Linked DNA regions of Homo sapiens: region 2 is linked to region 1. The links are chromatin loops, found by intact Hi-C in ENCODE. Cell type or tissue: tibial artery. All regions are shown on one strand.

Evidence for each region. Peaks named below come from ENCODE experiments on the same cell type or tissue, not always from the same donor. Only the 100,000 strongest peaks of a DNase experiment are listed, where the experiment ranks them.
Region 2: it touches region 1 in a loop (4-fold over the local background); 2 of 110 quality-filtered maps call a loop at or near these places.

The regions. Positions count from the first base shown.
Region 1 is chr6:40,304,096-40,312,095 of GRCh38, forward strand. No RefSeq gene overlaps it. Among named protein-coding and RNA genes, the nearest start is that of LINC00951, 48 kb to the right of the region's middle. RefSeq lists a silencer at 737-920 and enhancers at 3,929-4,496, 4,497-5,063. In tibial artery, a CTCF peak has its summit at 4,779 (motif pointing left); no DNase peak of the experiment used is centred here; H3K27me3 peaks cover 1,447 bases.
Region 2 is chr6:39,899,802-39,907,801 of GRCh38, forward strand. It overlaps DAAM2 (dishevelled associated activator of morphogenesis 2), which reads left to right. Exons shown (of 25, transcript NM_001201427.2): 23 at 276-407; 24 at 1,501-1,671; 25 at 2,012-5,068. The coding sequence ends at 2,236. It overlaps MOCS1 (molybdenum cofactor synthesis 1), which reads right to left. Exons shown (of 11, transcript NM_001358530.2): 11 at 4,369-7,316. The coding sequence ends at 6,556. Among named protein-coding and RNA genes, the nearest start is that of DAAM2-AS1, 6.4 kb to the left of the region's middle. In tibial artery, no CTCF peak of the experiment used is centred here; DNase peaks (open chromatin) are centred at 2,410, 3,140, 4,590, 5,840 and 4 weaker places; H3K27ac peaks cover 4,730 bases.

The sequences.
Region 1 (8,000 bases):
CCATTGCAGTGTGAAAGCAGCTGTAGACAAAACGTAAATGAACGGGCATGGCTGTGCCCCAGTAAAACTTTATGGGCACCATGAAATTTAATTTTCATGTGTCACAAAGTATTTTTCTTTTGATTTTCCAACCAATTAAAAATGTAAAAACCTTTCTTAACTTGAGGGTAGAACAAAACAGGCATCGGGCTGGATTTGGCTCATGGGCCATTGTGTGCCGACCCCTGATTGACATCATCCCCATCTCACAAATGTGGAAAGTAGGACACAGACAGACCAGATAGGTCACTGGAGGTCCCATAGCCACAAATAGCGAAGCTGAGATTTGTACCCAGGTGCTTGGGCTCCAGAATCCAGGCCCTCAGCCTCCCCACACAACAATGAACAATGTAATTTCTGGTAGTGATCATTACTTTGAAGAAACTAAGAGTGTGATATGGTAGCAAGCATGAGAGACATGTCGTCTAGATCAGGTGAACAGGAATACTGTACTGATGAGGGAGGCTTTGGCCTAAGACGGAGTGACAAGAAGGATGCAGCCATGGCATGACCCAGGGCACGACATCTCAGGCACGAAGGAGACAGCAGGTGCCATACTCTGCAGCAGGGTCATGGGTCAGCATGGCCGGGGAATGGAGTGAAGGCCAATGGCTGACTCCAAGGACAGGGGGTTGGACATGGAGTGAGGCTCATGAACTCTGATAAAACAGGCACCATTTTAAGTTTGATGGGTAGTCACTGGGGCATTTTAGCAGGAGAATGACTGATACAATTCATGGTAAAACCAAACCTCATCCTGGATGCATAAGAGAAGAGGCAGGAAGCTAGTTAGGAAGCTGCTACAATCGGTCACACAAGCAATGGTGGCAGTGTGGAGTGGGGCAGAGGCTGTGGAGATGTAGATATGAGAACAGATTTGAGTTATCTTTTGAATTGGAGCCAACATGATTTATTTTTCATTTGGATGTGAAATGTGAAGGACAAGGAAAAAGTGGAATGACTCCTAGTTTGGGGGACTTGAGCAATGGGTGGAAGGCAATGCCATATAGAGACTGGGAGGACAAGGAGAAGTACAGGTCTAGGGTGGGGAAATCAAGATTTCTGCTTTGGGACATGCTAAGTCTGAGATGTCATTGGACATCCAAGCAATGATGGCAAGTGGATGGTTCTATATTGGAATCTGGAGACCACTGAAGAAGCCAGGGCTAGAGATATAAATTTGGGGAGCAGCAGCAGGTAGGGGGTTGTTAAAATCATTGAATCAAAGGAAGGTACAGGTAGGGAAGAATAGAGGGTCTCGGAACTGCACCCAGCATTGGAGGAAGGGCCAAGGTGGAGGCTCCAGCAAAGGACAGTGAAAAGACGCTGAAGTCAAGCTGAGAGAAGAGAAGCTGCACGCAGATAAAGCTGCATGCAGATAAAGACTCAGATAAAACATTTATACTATATTTAACAAAATATTGACATTTGTAATGTAGGGTTTTTATAAATAATTATAAAGGCAAGTCTATAGAAAATAAGTGAAGAATATGAACAGGCAATTTATAGAAAAATAAAAAGGCTAATGTTTCAGCCAAGACCCAGGCAGAACACAGAATTTACACCCTGATGGTTCAAATGATGGCAATTAAATAAAGCATCAGCTTGTAAAGAAATGCACAGAGTTAAAGGAATAGGCAAGGGATGATGAAGTGCCCAAGGCTGGCAGCAGCAGGAAGCTGTTACCTCTCCTATGGCTAAAGAGGCAGAAGGGGCTAAAGAGGTAGAAGTTGAAAGAGGGGCCACCCCATGGGAGCTGTAGTTTTAGAACAATGCCAATACCAGAGGCATGGGGCTGGAGCAGGAAAAGAACACCTTGACCTCTCTCTTCTCTCCTCCCACCCTTCAACCTCCTGTCCCCCAGCATTCCAGGAATCTATTTCATAGACAAACACACATACATACAAAATATCAGCAGAAAAATCTTCACACTAGCATTGTTTAGAATGGAAAAAACTGGGAACAATATTAACATCTATCAATAATATTGATGATGATGTTGATAAAGATTATGAAAGCCAATAGGTATATGATGTGTGTGCATGTATGTGTGTGCATGTGCACTTACTATATGTCAGGCTTAATTCTAAGCAATTTCCATGCATCATCTTGTTTAACAATAATCCTATGTGGCAGGTACTATTATTTTAGTTTACATTGAGTAAATCAAACATCAATAAGGTTCTAGTGAAATCATGGTATGGGCATACTATGGAACACTGTGCAGCCATTTAAAAAAGGAAATAGGTCCAGATATATGAATCTGGAAAGAAACACATTGTTAAGAAAAAAGTCGCAGAAGTATTTGTATAGTGTGATTCCTTTTATATTTTTAAAATAGCAACTCTGTGTGTATTTCTATGTGTACAGAAAAGATCTGGAAGGATACACTCAACAAATAATGGTGGTCACTTAAGCAGAGAGGGTTGGACCAATGGGAGTTGAAGAGGAGTGGCATTTTTATTTTACATATAATCAGTATATACTGACATATTACTTATGGATGAAAAAATAAAAGGATCAACTGAAGAAGTAAAAGAAAACAGAGGACAAGAACAAGTCCCACTGTTGAAACTGGGATTTCAACCAAGCAGGCTCCTGTCCCAGTACTGCTGCATTTTAGCTGTAAGTTCCTGGGTAAACACATTGCTTCTCCAAGCTCGGTTTCTCCATCCATGAAAGGCGAATATTAATCATGGTACCCACCTCCTCAAGCTGGCATGAGATGCACATGAGAGACGTGTGAGAGAGTGTACATGAGTCATGCAGCCTGGTGAAGAACGCCCTACAGACGCTCAACAGGGCATGCTCAGCATGTGCTGTGCTTCCAGCCCCTGGGAGGCTTGAGGAAAGTGAAGGTGGCAAGTGGAGAGGGGATGGAGGGCCCACTTCTGTGATTCTGTGGCCAGGACTCTAGTCCCTAGAGTTTACAGGGCACTTTCTTCCCTGCTCACACAGAGCTCAAAACCCAGCACTCGGGGTTGACTCCACCTGCATGCAGCCAGCACATCCTCTCTGTTTGGCAGGAAGCAAATCATGTTCAGTGGCTCTGCAGCCACATCCCCTAATCCGAACTGGGAATGGAGGCCACAGTCATTCAGTAGAAAAGTGAGTTAGAGAATCACACACGTACGCCTCTTTGACCTTCTAGGAATTAATACCAATGTTTTATAAAGTGTTGCCAAGCCACTTTGAGGGCCTTTTAAAGTAAAGCTCATTTGCAATTCACACATTGAGGTTGATATGGAACTAAGTGGTGCCAAGAGAAAGAGTTGTGTCTACACACTCCCCAATAAGCTTCTTCAGAGGGTTATCTCCACCTAATGCTCACTGACATGGAACTAAGCTTTACAGCCCCAAGAACTGTATTGGTGAAACAAAAGTCTGGAAAGATAAATACCAAACTTATACCAGTAGTTAACTCTAGGGTGTGTGTGTGTGTGTGTGTCTGTGTGTTTATGAGGGGGTGAGACATTCCTATTTTCCTTCCAGTATTGATACAGTGCTTGGCTCTGTTGTGATGAAGATTGTTTTCAGATATTTTACGTGAAAAAAATTAATAAAATAAGAAAAAAGAAAGGCACCAAATGGGATTGTTCTGTGGAATACACAATATTATAGACGTATGAAGAAGGACCTGCACTTCCTACACATGAAAGTAGTTACGATTTATAGAGCCCTGATTTGGTCCCAGGTGCTGTGTTACAAGTGCTAAGCTACTGAGTCATGCAGATGACTCCACAAGGTAAGCATTATTCACCCCATTTGCAGAAGAGGAAAGTCGGGGCAGGGGTAGAACCACACCCTAAGTCATCAGTGCATGCATTCGCAGATTAGTGTGAAATCACAGAGCAATGAGAAATGGATTTCCTCCTCCCGGACAGAGTCAAAGAACCTCACCAGGAGGCTCTCCCTCCCTCCCTACCTAAGAGTCTTCAGAGAAAACCTTACAGCATCTGTTCACATGATATCAAGGAGCAAAACGCCAGCGAAATTAGAAACCCCACCATTCCGCCTTGCTGGAAGGAGCCAGGGAAGATAATCAATCTTCAAGATGAGGCTGCGAAGCAGAGCAAGCCAGGCTTGGCCCTTTTCAGAAAAGACCCCAAACAGGGGGTCTGGGCTGTTATCTCCTGGACGCTGGTCCTGTAGCCAGCTTCCAGGGGATAACAGGGGCGGCAGCCCGAGAGGGTCCCCTTCTCTCCAGAGGGGGCAGGCAGCAGGCTCACAGCTGCCCTCTCCCAACATTAAGACAAATTTATAGGAGTGCCAGCAAGGCGTAAAACACACGAAGATAGGCTGTTCCTCACTCCAGCCTGGCTATTCAACCCCCTCACTCCTTCTCCAATTCTGCTTCCTCACCTGCTTCCCGTAGCTGAAGGCAGAAGAATGCCTTAAAGACCCTTCAGTCACCGACAGAACAAGCCTGGCCTGGAGCCGCTCTCTTGGTGGCCACGCCCACCGCAGCCCCAGGACCCCTGGACCCTGTGCAGGGGGCTGTGTGCCCTTCCCTGGCTCGGCTTCTCCAGATGTTCCTTGTGGCTCTCCCTCCCCTTCCTCGCACCTCACTGGTGGCAAAGAGCCAAAGCCCCCGCACACAGTCAAGCTGGCAACCCAACTACATGGGATTCCTATGGCTGCAGATGGCCTGAGACGACTCTCAACCTTGACAGGATCTAGGGCTGGGGGCTTGAGATAGTCAACCAACGCCCAGCCCCTGGACGGGGTTAGAGTCACTCCTCCACCTCGTGGTCATTGTTGGAACTACACCCTGGGAAAGCCTGTCCTGAGAGGCACTTACTCCAAGGGATGATGGAGGAGGTTTGATGATGATGGTGATGGTGATGATGTGATGATAATGGTGATGATGTGATGATAATGATGATGGGTCATGAGTGTAATCACTTACCTCTTGCCACTTTCTGCTCACATCACCTCCTCAAAAGGGCTTTTCCCTGACCACCCTGTGTAAAATAGCACCACCACTCTCCTTAACCCTGCCTTATTTTTTGTAGCACTTATCATCTAAAATATTATTAGTTTGCTTATTTGTTGTTCGTGTAAGCTCCAGGAAAGCAGGAGCTGTGTTTTTTTTCACTGATGTATCCTGTGTAGCTAGGATTACCTCACAGTTAGCAAGTGTTCAATAAATATTTGTGAAGTGAAGGGGTTGGTAAATGACTCCTCAATCTCTCCCTGTGCCCAGCAGTCCTCCCAGCTCCTGGCAAGGCCACAGATCCCTCTCCCGCAGACTGAGTTTGCCTGTAATACTGGGAACAATCCCCATGCTCGTCTGGGAGATGTAAGGACCCTGTGTTAGTCTGTTTTGCATTACTAAAGGAACACCTGAAGCTTGGTAATTTATAAATAAAGGAGATTTATTTAGCTCATGGTTCTGCAGGCTGTACAAGAATGGCACAGGCATCTGCTCAGCTTCTGGTGAGGTCTCAGGAAGCTTTTACTCATGGCAGAAGGCAAAGGAGGAGCAGGTGTGTCACATGGAGAGAGAGGGAGCAAGACAGAGGGGAGGAGGTGCCAGCCTCCTTTTGACAACCAGCTCTTGGAGTGAACTAATAAAGTGGGAACTCATTCATTACTGCAAGGATGACACCAAGCCATTCATAATGGATCCTCCCCTATGACCCAAACACCTCCCACTAGGTCCCATCACTTTTCAACATGAGATTTGGAGGGGACACACATCCAAACTATATCAGACTCCAGGTCTCAAATCTGCTGGTTTGGCCCCCACCGGCCTGTGGTGGTCTTGCCCTTGGTGGTCAAGACCCTGCCCTTGGTCCTCGCCTTTAGCATCTGCATCCCATGGTGTCATTCCTTGCATCTGCGTCCTCCCTGCCTCATCCCAGTGTCCATGCATGTTGCCCTCCCACTGATTGCCAGGCCCTGGGCTGGGTGTTTTGTGTTCACTACCTCTGATCTTCATGGCACCCTGCAAGGTGGGCATTGATTATCCTCATTTTTAGATGAGAAATGAGTTCAGAGAGATGGCACAACTTTGCACATGTGATTTATGCCACCCCTGTGTTTTCCAGAGATGGTCCCAATGATGCTAATGGGTGAAACAAATAAAGAAAAATACACATAAAATAAAGTTTCCATGGTGAGAAATTTCAGAAAACACTGGGTTCAGCAAAGCAGAATTTTTTCTATCAGGACTTCTTAGACTCTTTAAAATGACCATGTGCATGGCAGCCCCCAGTGGGGAGGGGTATATGCAGGGCACAACATTTCCCAAACCTATCTGAATTTGGAACCACTTATCCAAGGAGCATCTCACAGGACATGGCTTGGATAACAAATGCAAAATCGGTTTCAATCCTCCTGGTCAGGAATTAAGATCAGTGGATCAAGATCGGTTTCAATCCTCCTGGTCAGGAATCAAGATCAGTGGATCAAGATTTGTTTCAATTCTCCTGGTCAGGAGTCAAGATCAGCGGATCAAGATCGATTTCAATCCTTCTGGTCAGGAATCAAGATCAGTGCATCAAGATTGGTTTCAATCCTTCTGGTCAGGAATCAAGATCAGTGGATCCAGATTGGTTTCAATCCTCCTGGTCAGGAGTCAAGATCAGTGGATCAAGATTTGTTTCAATCCTCCTGGTCAGGAGTCAAGATCAGCGGATCAAGATCGATTTCAATCCTTCTGGTCAGGAATCAAGATCAGTGCATCAAGATTGGTTTCAATCCTTCTGGTCAGGAATGCCAGGGGTGTAAGTGGGTGAAAGTCAGGCCACTCCTGCGTGTATCTTATTTGATCTCCGCAACAGCTCCATGAAGAAGGAATCCTTATCCTCACTTTCCAGATGGGGAAGCTGAGGCTCAGGAAACTAAAGTAATTTTTCTATGTTGCCCGTAAATATTTGAAGCTAGTGGAGTGTGACTATTCACCGGGTGCTCTTGAATGATGGCGAGAGGGAAAAGGATTAAGACAGTTCACCGGGAACCAGGAGACATGGTAGTAGACATGGGATCTACATGAAAGGAGTTCAGGGAGGAGGATGTGACTGTGTCCAGTCTCAGGGAGTCACCCCAGCCCTGACACACGATGACTGCCACCATAACTTCCACGCTCCTCGGTCCAAGTTCTCAGGATGCTCCTGCAGTTTTAATTAAACGCTGTGTATGGTGGCTCATTAAGGAGAAAACAGTTGTTCTGTATCTAAGTAGCCTCAGGTCTCTTCACCACTTTTACTGCTCAAACAACATCGCAGATAATTTTATAGTGTTTGGACTTGGTATTGCCTCTAAGCCTGGCAGGACCTCCAGGCCAGAGCTGTGTGGCAAATCACTCTGCTCCAAGGACACCGCCCTCATTTCAACAAGGATTCCTGGTCAGGCCCTACCTCCTTTCTCTCTTCAGACCCCCTCCCACCCCAGGGAGGGGCTCCGCCTGCCCTAATGTTGGTGCCAGGATCCATGATGATGGGAGGTAGGCAGGCTTTGGAGGGGTTAGACTGTGTGTACCAGTTCCCACGACTGGAAGGTTGTCTCGCTTCTGAGCTCTGATACACCATTTGGCAACTTGGTCCCTTATTAGGTTATTTCATAGGAAAGGATTAGGAGCCTATTAACAATATTAGTTTACCCTCCCACAGCCCTTGCCACAAGCCAGGCATTGTTCTGAGCTCTTTACCTATAGTAACTTGCCAAATTCTTACAATAACTCTATAGGATAGGTATGGTTGTTATCGCATTTAATAGATGGGGTAACTGAGGCAAAGAGAGTTTTAAGTTTCTTGCCCAAGATTATAAACTATTAATTGGTGAAGCCAGGATTCAAACACAGGCTCTCTGGCCCTGAGTCTCTGGTCTTGACCACTGTGTTATACCATCTGCTAAAAACCCGACTTTCAGCCTTGGCCTTGCTCTTCGTCAGCTCCCCTGAGTAGGGACTGTAATTCTGCCACTGATTCCCAGCTCAGGGATGACAGCTTGATTGA
Region 2 (8,000 bases), 400 kb before region 1:
TCTGAGAGTCTGTATTTCTCATAATTTCCTAGGTGATGCTGCTGGCCCCAGGTCACATGTTGGGTCTCAGTGCTCTAGAGAAAGAAAGATGGCAGGGTGGGCTGGCTGCTAATGTTAGCTCATAGTCTTTGCCATCCTTAGAACTTTGAGATGCAGGGTGTTCCCTCTTCCAAAGGGCTCAATGTCCTGTGAGTGACGAGGGGAGATGTGGTGACCCCTGCACCCGACTCTCATCTTGGCACCAGTCTAAGCAGCACTTCACCCTCCCTCCTCAGGAGCTGGAGTATCAGAGGCGCCAGGTACGGGAGCCCAGTGACAAGTTTGTCCCTGTCATGAGCGACTTCATCACGGTGTCCAGCTTCAGCTTCTCCGAGCTGGAGGACCAGCTAAATGAGGCCAGGGACAAGGTAAGGGTGCCCCAACCCCCACTGCTTGCCAACCCAGCCTTATCTAAACAAGCTCCTTCACCCATTCCTACCACAGACAGCCCAGGAGGGACAAACCCAGAGTTACAGAGCTTTGAGAGAAAACCGTTTCTTCGCTCTTAACAAGACAAGCAATGATAACCACATACCGCAAAGATCATGGTCCATTTATCAGATATCAGGCACCATGTTAAGTGTTTTAATGATTTGTCACCACCTACCTTATGGGTTTGTTGAAAGGTTATTTCCCACTTGACAGATATGAACGCTAAAATCAGAGATGCTAAGTAACTTGCCCAAGATTGCCCAGCTGTAAGTTATAGAACTGGGTTAGAATCTGACACCACAGCTCAGCAGTGGACATGATTACCATGCCTCTATCTGCTTCTCACACTAACGTGTCCATAGACCTCATGTATGGGGGTCTTATTAAAACATGGATTCTCATTTAGGAGGCCTGGGGTCTGAGATTCTGCATTTCTAACAGGAGGTGAATCTGCTGCTAGTCCATGAAGCACACTTTTGAGTAGTGAGATCTTTCTTAGAGGATACTGAGTGAGTTGAATTAACAATGGTAGCTCTCAGTAACTCAGAACAGTGCCTGGCCTATATAAATATAGCCACTGTTTTATAGCCACCAACTCATCTAACCCCCCAACACCACTATGATGTAGATTCTATTATTCCCATTTGACAGTGGAGGAAGCTGAGGCACAGAGGGGTTATTAACATAACTAGAGGATCTTTGAAGTTCTGAGTTCTGCCAGCCTCTTCCTGACCTCAGGAAGGGCTTCCCAAGGTCTATACCCCTGACCTCATGCCTACCCCTTACAGGCCCAGGGGTGGCTCTAAGGTGGACTGAGTGAGCCCAACTCTTTACCTGCCTCTCCTTAGCCTTGTCTCTGATCCTGATGATGATGGGGGTGTCTTCTCACCTCTTCCAGCCCTGCCCCCTGTGCCAACAGTCCCCAGCCTTGCGCTGGGCTCTGCTCTGGCTAGAACCCAGCTAACCTCAGGGGCTGAGCCCAGCATGCTCCAGGGCACTCTCCACCAATCCTGTTCTGTCCCTTGACAGTTCGCCAAGGCCTTGATGCACTTCGGGGAGCATGACAGCAAGATGCAGCCAGACGAATTCTTTGGCATCTTTGATACCTTCTTGCAGGCCTTCTCAGAGGCCCGGCAGGATCTAGAGGCCATGAGGAGGAGGAAGGAGGAGGAGGAGCGGCGGGCGCGCATGGAAGCCATGGTGAGGGGCAGTGCCAGGCCTGGGACTGAGGGGAGACGGGTGCTACTTGGGGAGAACACCCCCAAACTGGGGTGTGTGGGAGGAGGGCAGAGACTGAGGAACTGAGGAACACCATAGGGGTTGGATGTCAGCCCCAGGAGAGAGAAACTTCTTCCCAGCCTGAGGGAAGAGAGTGGTGTGAAGCTGGGGGCCTGTATGTCCTAGGCAGGAAGAAAGTGGGGCCAACAGATACAGGCAGGCAGCATGACCATGGCCTAGGAGTTAGCCCAGGGTTGGGGGGCTGCCCTGGCCTCAGCGCCTCTCCCTGAGAGGGTTCCTATCTTTGGCCCCCCGCCCGCAGCTGAAGGAGCAGAGGGAACGTGAGCGGTGGCAGCGGCAGCGGAAGGTCCTGGCTGCAGGCAGCTCGCTGGAGGAGGGAGGAGAGTTCGATGACCTGGTGTCGGCCCTGCGCTCTGGGGAGGTCTTCGACAAGGACTTATGCAAGCTCAAGCGCAGCCGCAAGCGATCAGGGAGCCAGGCCCTGGAAGTTACCCGGGAGCGGGCAATAAACCGGCTAAATTATTGACCTGGGGAACTAGCCACACAGGAGGCCGGGAGACAGGGACTGGTGAGAATGGGGCTGAGTGGAGGAGGTGGTGATATTTAAACCATTTGGTGCTTGGTTTAGAGCCTTGGGCTGGGTCCTGGGATGGGGGGCTGTGTGTGGCTGGACCAGGTGTCTCCCCACGCTTACCTTAAGGGGCTCCTCTTATCTCCCCTTCACATGATTCCTTCTGTGCCCTGGCCCCAGGTATTATTCTGAGGCTGCCTTGGATGGCCTCAGGCCAGGTAACCCCAGGCTGAAGGGGCCCTGCTCCCCATCCCCTACCATGGGCACCCATGTGCTGGCACAGAACAGTTCCAGATCTAGACTGGAGAGGTCCACAGCCTTGTCCAGAGTTCCTGTGTAGCACGGGGAGCAATGATGGAGGGAGCCCCTGAGAGGGAATCTGGTGAGGGAATCCAGACTCCCTTCTCTCAAGGGGAGGCTCAACAGAACATTGACCTGGGGGCAAACTTTCCTCTTGAATGGGAACAGAGGAGGCATTATATATTCTAGTTAGATCAGCTCTGGTAGGTTCCAGAGAACAGTCAATGTTGGAAGGATGATGCAGGGACCAAAGCCATCAGGACAGAGTAGCAGTGTCTGTTTCCCATGTCACAAGTCCTCTGGCCTCTCCCTGCATGTCTTAAGTATCTTTCCCTTCCTTCTCTACCCTCACCTCCATCCTGTCTACTAATCCACAGTCCTAGAAGACTCACCTTGGGTTTCCACAGCTATGGCTCACTACCAGGTGCTTGATGAATCTGGCGAGGGGCTCAAGACAGACCTCATGCATCACCACACCTCATGCCTTTTGGGCATCTCCCATGTCCCCATCTCCTGGACACCTGGCCATTGTTGTGAAGCCAGACAGTGACCTCAAATGTTGCCTTGGAGTCCCCTACAGCCCCTCAGCAGAGGGCAGCACTTGAATGCTTAGCTCCATCCCATAGTTCTCTACTTCATATAAATTGCTCAGGCCCTCCCACCCCTTCTCTAACACTAGCTTCAAGGCAGAAGCCACAGCAGCCTCTGTCCAGCCTGCAGGTGGCCACTTGGAACCATGTGTCCACTGGCGTTGGGGAGTTGGTTCCTGAGAGGTCTGAGGGCCAGAGCTGCCCTCTACATTAACATGCTGTCTCTAAGGGTGGCCCCTCCTCTCAGGCGTTCAGATGGTGCGAACAGCAGAGCAGGCAAGGGAAACTGGGGAGATGGGGATGGAGGAGGAAGGCTGATATCCTCTGGGGAGCACATCACCTGAAGGTGCCAAGGAGGAAGGCTGAGAGGGGGGCCACCCCATTTCTGGTACCCAATTTGGTTCTTCAGCCCAACTTGCAAGGGGTTCCTTCTGGTCCTCCCATCCACTGCCACCTTCCATTTTGTCCATCTCATGCTGGCCTTGGTGGATGGGATGGCTGTATCTAGACAAAATTTTTCTAAAACTCCATCAAGGCTCTTATTCAATACCACGTTCCGAGTTGGCCTTTCATCTTCTTTGAGACTGGCCCTGCCTAACCTCTACCATCAATGAGCTCTTGGCCCTTCTGCCCTTCCCTGTGTTTCTCACTTTCCAACCTAATCCCTGGCTCAGGGTTATTGCCAGTGGAGACTGGTGAGCTGGGCCTACTCTCAGCTGCCTATCTTCTGCCTTTCACTTGCATCCAACTCCTGGGGCTGGGACCGTAGTAGCTGCGGGGGGGAAGAAACACAGGGTCGGTGAGCCCAGCATGTGCGTTGGTTTGAGGGGGCGGGCGGTGTGTGTGTGTTCTGGTGGGAGGGATCTGAGCAAGTGCAAGCCTGGCTGACACAGGTGTGAAGAGGCCATCCTGGAACCCAGGTGAGGGCAAGATGAAGGCTTCCAGGCAGAACAGCTGCAGAGAGTTTGGCTATATGCATCTGCAGCCCCAAGAGCTCCCACTGCAAGACAAGTGTTGGGGAAGATGGGAGGTTGTGGGTGAGGCCTCTAAAGGTCCTCTCCCAAACTGACCAGGCTGATGTCAACCTAACCCCCTCAGGGGCAGGGAACAGGGGAGGGCTCCACAAGCGTGTCTGGCATTCCCACCCACCATGGAAGACTGGATACGCACCTGGAAACAAAAGGACTATGGAAGCTGTTCAAGATACATTTGATCTTCAGAAAAGCAGAATTTGGTTCAACTGTTGACAGAGGACACAAATACGTTGTTCCAGAGCTCAGCCTTCTCACTCTAAAAGAAAGATATTTTTCTATTTATTTTCTACATCTGGCCAGTGGCTCTGGTGCTAGATGCCACTGTAGCCAGATCTCCAACAGTGCCTTGGACCATGGACTCATACTCAACTGAGTAAGAAGGGGCTGGTGCCCAGTCGGGGTGGCTGAGCTGGTCCTTAATAGGTTGTTTCTTGGTCTTGCTTTCTTCATGCCCTCCCCACTGCTCCTGCCACCTTTAGATAAGTTTCTCTAGCTAATTTTGTGGCCAATGTAAAATTCGTCATCAACCTAACAAACACAACCTTCTCAGCAGCATTTCTCCCCTGTGATGGAAATAAAGTGTTTAGGGCAGTGGGAGGAGAAAATTCTCCAGGTGAATGGGGAAGGGTCTGTTCCAGCCTCTCCCTACTCCCATCCCATTTCCACCAACTGGGGAACTGTGACTATCTATCTCCCCCGACTTCTACCAGGGATGCCTTCACGCCAAGGCTGTTCTCACCAGCTGCCTCAGATGACAAATGAGGCTAATGGACATAATCTACAGTGTCCTTTTTCACTTGCACCTTTTTTATAAGAATATATTGTAATACTAAAAAATATTAAATTCATACCATCCCTACCCAGTCTGCCTTTAAACTTGTGCCTTCTTCCTATGAGGGGATCTGGGGTGGGCTGAGAGTGTGCTGGAGCCAGCTTGTACCAGCTCTGTGAGAACCAATTGTTTACATTTTCAGAAATTTTGCAAGCCATTTGACATACTGGTAGCTTGAAATTATTCAACATGGGAGTATTTATATCACAAATTGTCTTTTCCAGAGAGCTGGTTGTTTAATATTTGCCAGCACACCTTGGCATAGGGCAGAGGGGAGGCAGGCAGGGGGCACCACTGAGGACTCAAAGACATCCAAGTTAGAGAGCCCAGCAGGCCAGAACTGTGTGTGTTTGGGATGTGAGAACCAGGAGCCTCTAATTAATTGCCCTCTCTGATCTCTCTAATAGCTGGTAATGCAAGCAATGAGCTTTGAACACCCCTGGCCACCACCTGACAAAAGATTTCCCTTAGATGGTGCATTTCTATGCCCCCTACTCCACTTTATTTTCCCATAGCGGGGCTATACAGAGAGTACACCCTTAGGCCTTTCCAGGTCCCTCCTCTTCTTCCCTCAGGGAACTGTGTCTTGGGATAGGATTGATTGATTGATTGATAGGTGCAGCCTTCCCTGTGAAACTGCAGCAGCTCAGTGCCCTACCCACACAGTGTCTTCATTCTTGCATCTGCAAAGTTGGCATCGTAGCTTTATTTGTGCGCTGTGAGGGTGAAGGCAATCTATCATCAACTTTTCTTTCCCTGATATGCTCCAGAATAAAGAGGGGTGGGTGGAACAGCCGTGAACAGGGCCAGGTGTGGGCTGTGTGGTCTGGCAGGAGTCCTTAGGGCTATGGCCCATGTGTGCACATCCTGTTTCAGAAGAGGGGGGCCAGAGGAAAAGGGGCCAGCAGGACCGGGCAACTGTTAAGCTGAAAGGCTGCAAGTCTGATGGGACACAGACTTGGGCAGAAGGAGAGATGAAGTCAGGACAGGACAGGACAGGGCAGGGCTGCGGCTTCACAGACTTAGGGAGGCAGAGCTGCCGGGGAGAAGTTGGGATCCATTCTTCAGGCAAGCTTGTGCTTTGCTCTCCTCAAAGTGGGCTCCTCTGCTTAATGAGCGCTTAATCTCTCCCCAGGAAAGCAGGAGAAGAGAAAACCCAAAATGAGAAGGAAAAGTTCTGGGCTGGACTGTCGGAACCTGGTTGTCTGAAATAGTCCACAAAGAACATGATTTCTCAGTTATCTGGCATTGCTTGTTGCAGTCCCGCTCCCACGACCTTAGTGTCCTGGAAGGCTTAAGGGCCTGCTGGTATCCTCCCTATAGAAAGGAAGCCCCATTGGTCATTAGAGATCATCTAGCAGCAGGCCTGTTTGTTAGTAGTAGAGCAGGCTGACTTCGGGTTTACTGCTCAAGGTAAACAAACAGTGACTGTGATTAAAGGAACCTGACGTCTTTCCCTCAGCCTACATTGCATCCCAGCTCCAGGCCTGGGTGGGCCATGGGTGAGAAGGGCAGGTGCTAAGCCCGATGGAAGTCCCCCCGCTGACCACCAGTCTTGCTAATGAGCTTGATCTCCTCCAACACGATGTCCCTGCTGACAGCCTTGCACATGTCATACAGGGTGAGGGCGGCCACTGCAGCAGAGGTCAGGGCCTCCATCTCCACCCCGGTGGGGCCCCGAGCCCGGCAAGATGCCTGGATCTTCACGGCATGGCGTGTGCTGTCCAGCTCCAGCTGCACCTGGATGTGGCTCAGGGCCACGTGGTGGCACAGAGGGATCAGCTGGCTGGTCACCTTGGCTGCCTGGACTCCAGCCAGCTGGGCCACCACTAGGGCATCTCCTTTCTTGAGCTGGTTCTGCTGGACAAGCTTGAAGGCTACCGGTCCCAGGAGGACCACGGCTGAAGCCACAGCCACCCGCTCTGTGTCTGGCTTCCTGCCCACATCTACCATAGCTGCCCGTCCTTCCGAGTCCACATGAGTTAGTTGTTCTGAGGTTAGCTGGGGTCCTGAGGGGGCAGCAGAAGCCCAGGAACCTGGGCTAAGGCACTTTGAGTTGGCATCTGAGTCTGCACGGGAAGTGTAGTGTCTCTGAAAGGAGCCAGACCCCAGCCGCTGCTGGGCTAGAGGAGGGGTCTGGGGGACCCTGCATCCTTTCCATAAAGTGGCCACCTGGCTGGAGAAACTCATTCTGGGTCTTAGACCCTGAACATGGAGCGGGTCCCAGGAGAAAATGCTTGGATTGGCTGGTGGGGAATTGGGGAACATCAAAAATAACTCTGCAAGGCAAGAAGAAAAGAGAAGAAACACTAAGTCCAAAAGGCAATTCTTTTTCCCACCTCTACTCCCCAACCCTCTCCCTATCCCACCTCAAGTTCTCTTTCATACCGGGGAAAGAGGAATGAAGAACAAAAAGCATAGTGGGACAAGACAAAGTAGAAGATCCACAGATAGATGGCACCCAGAGTCCAAGTTCACAGCCCTTCTCACCCAGTGATGTACAGGGTAACAGCCCTCCTAGAAACTGCTGTGCCACCGTGGCACAGGGTTCCCTCCACATGAAAACCTTCTCAATTCCCAAGTTCTCTCAAGCAGCACCAAGTTGAGGCCTGGATCACATGACCTCTGAATGTCCCTTCATTTTCTTAAAACTAGAGCTAGGTCTCACTCTAAATTACCAATTACACCTATTTTTATCTTCACATTCTCCATGAAGAGTTAATATAACCACTTAGTTTACAGACAAGATAATAAGGGGAATTTGTGATCTACTTAAATGTTTTTCAAGTCCCCTGAAGCACATGAGAAGCACATACAAACTGACGGGCTAATTCAGATGGTGCAGAGGGCCTAGGGAATGGTGCAGGCTCTTGTTACTCAAAGGGTGGTTGGCTTATGGACCAGCAGCACCAGCAGCACCAGCACCACCTGAGAACTCACAAGAGATGCAGAATCCCACCCCA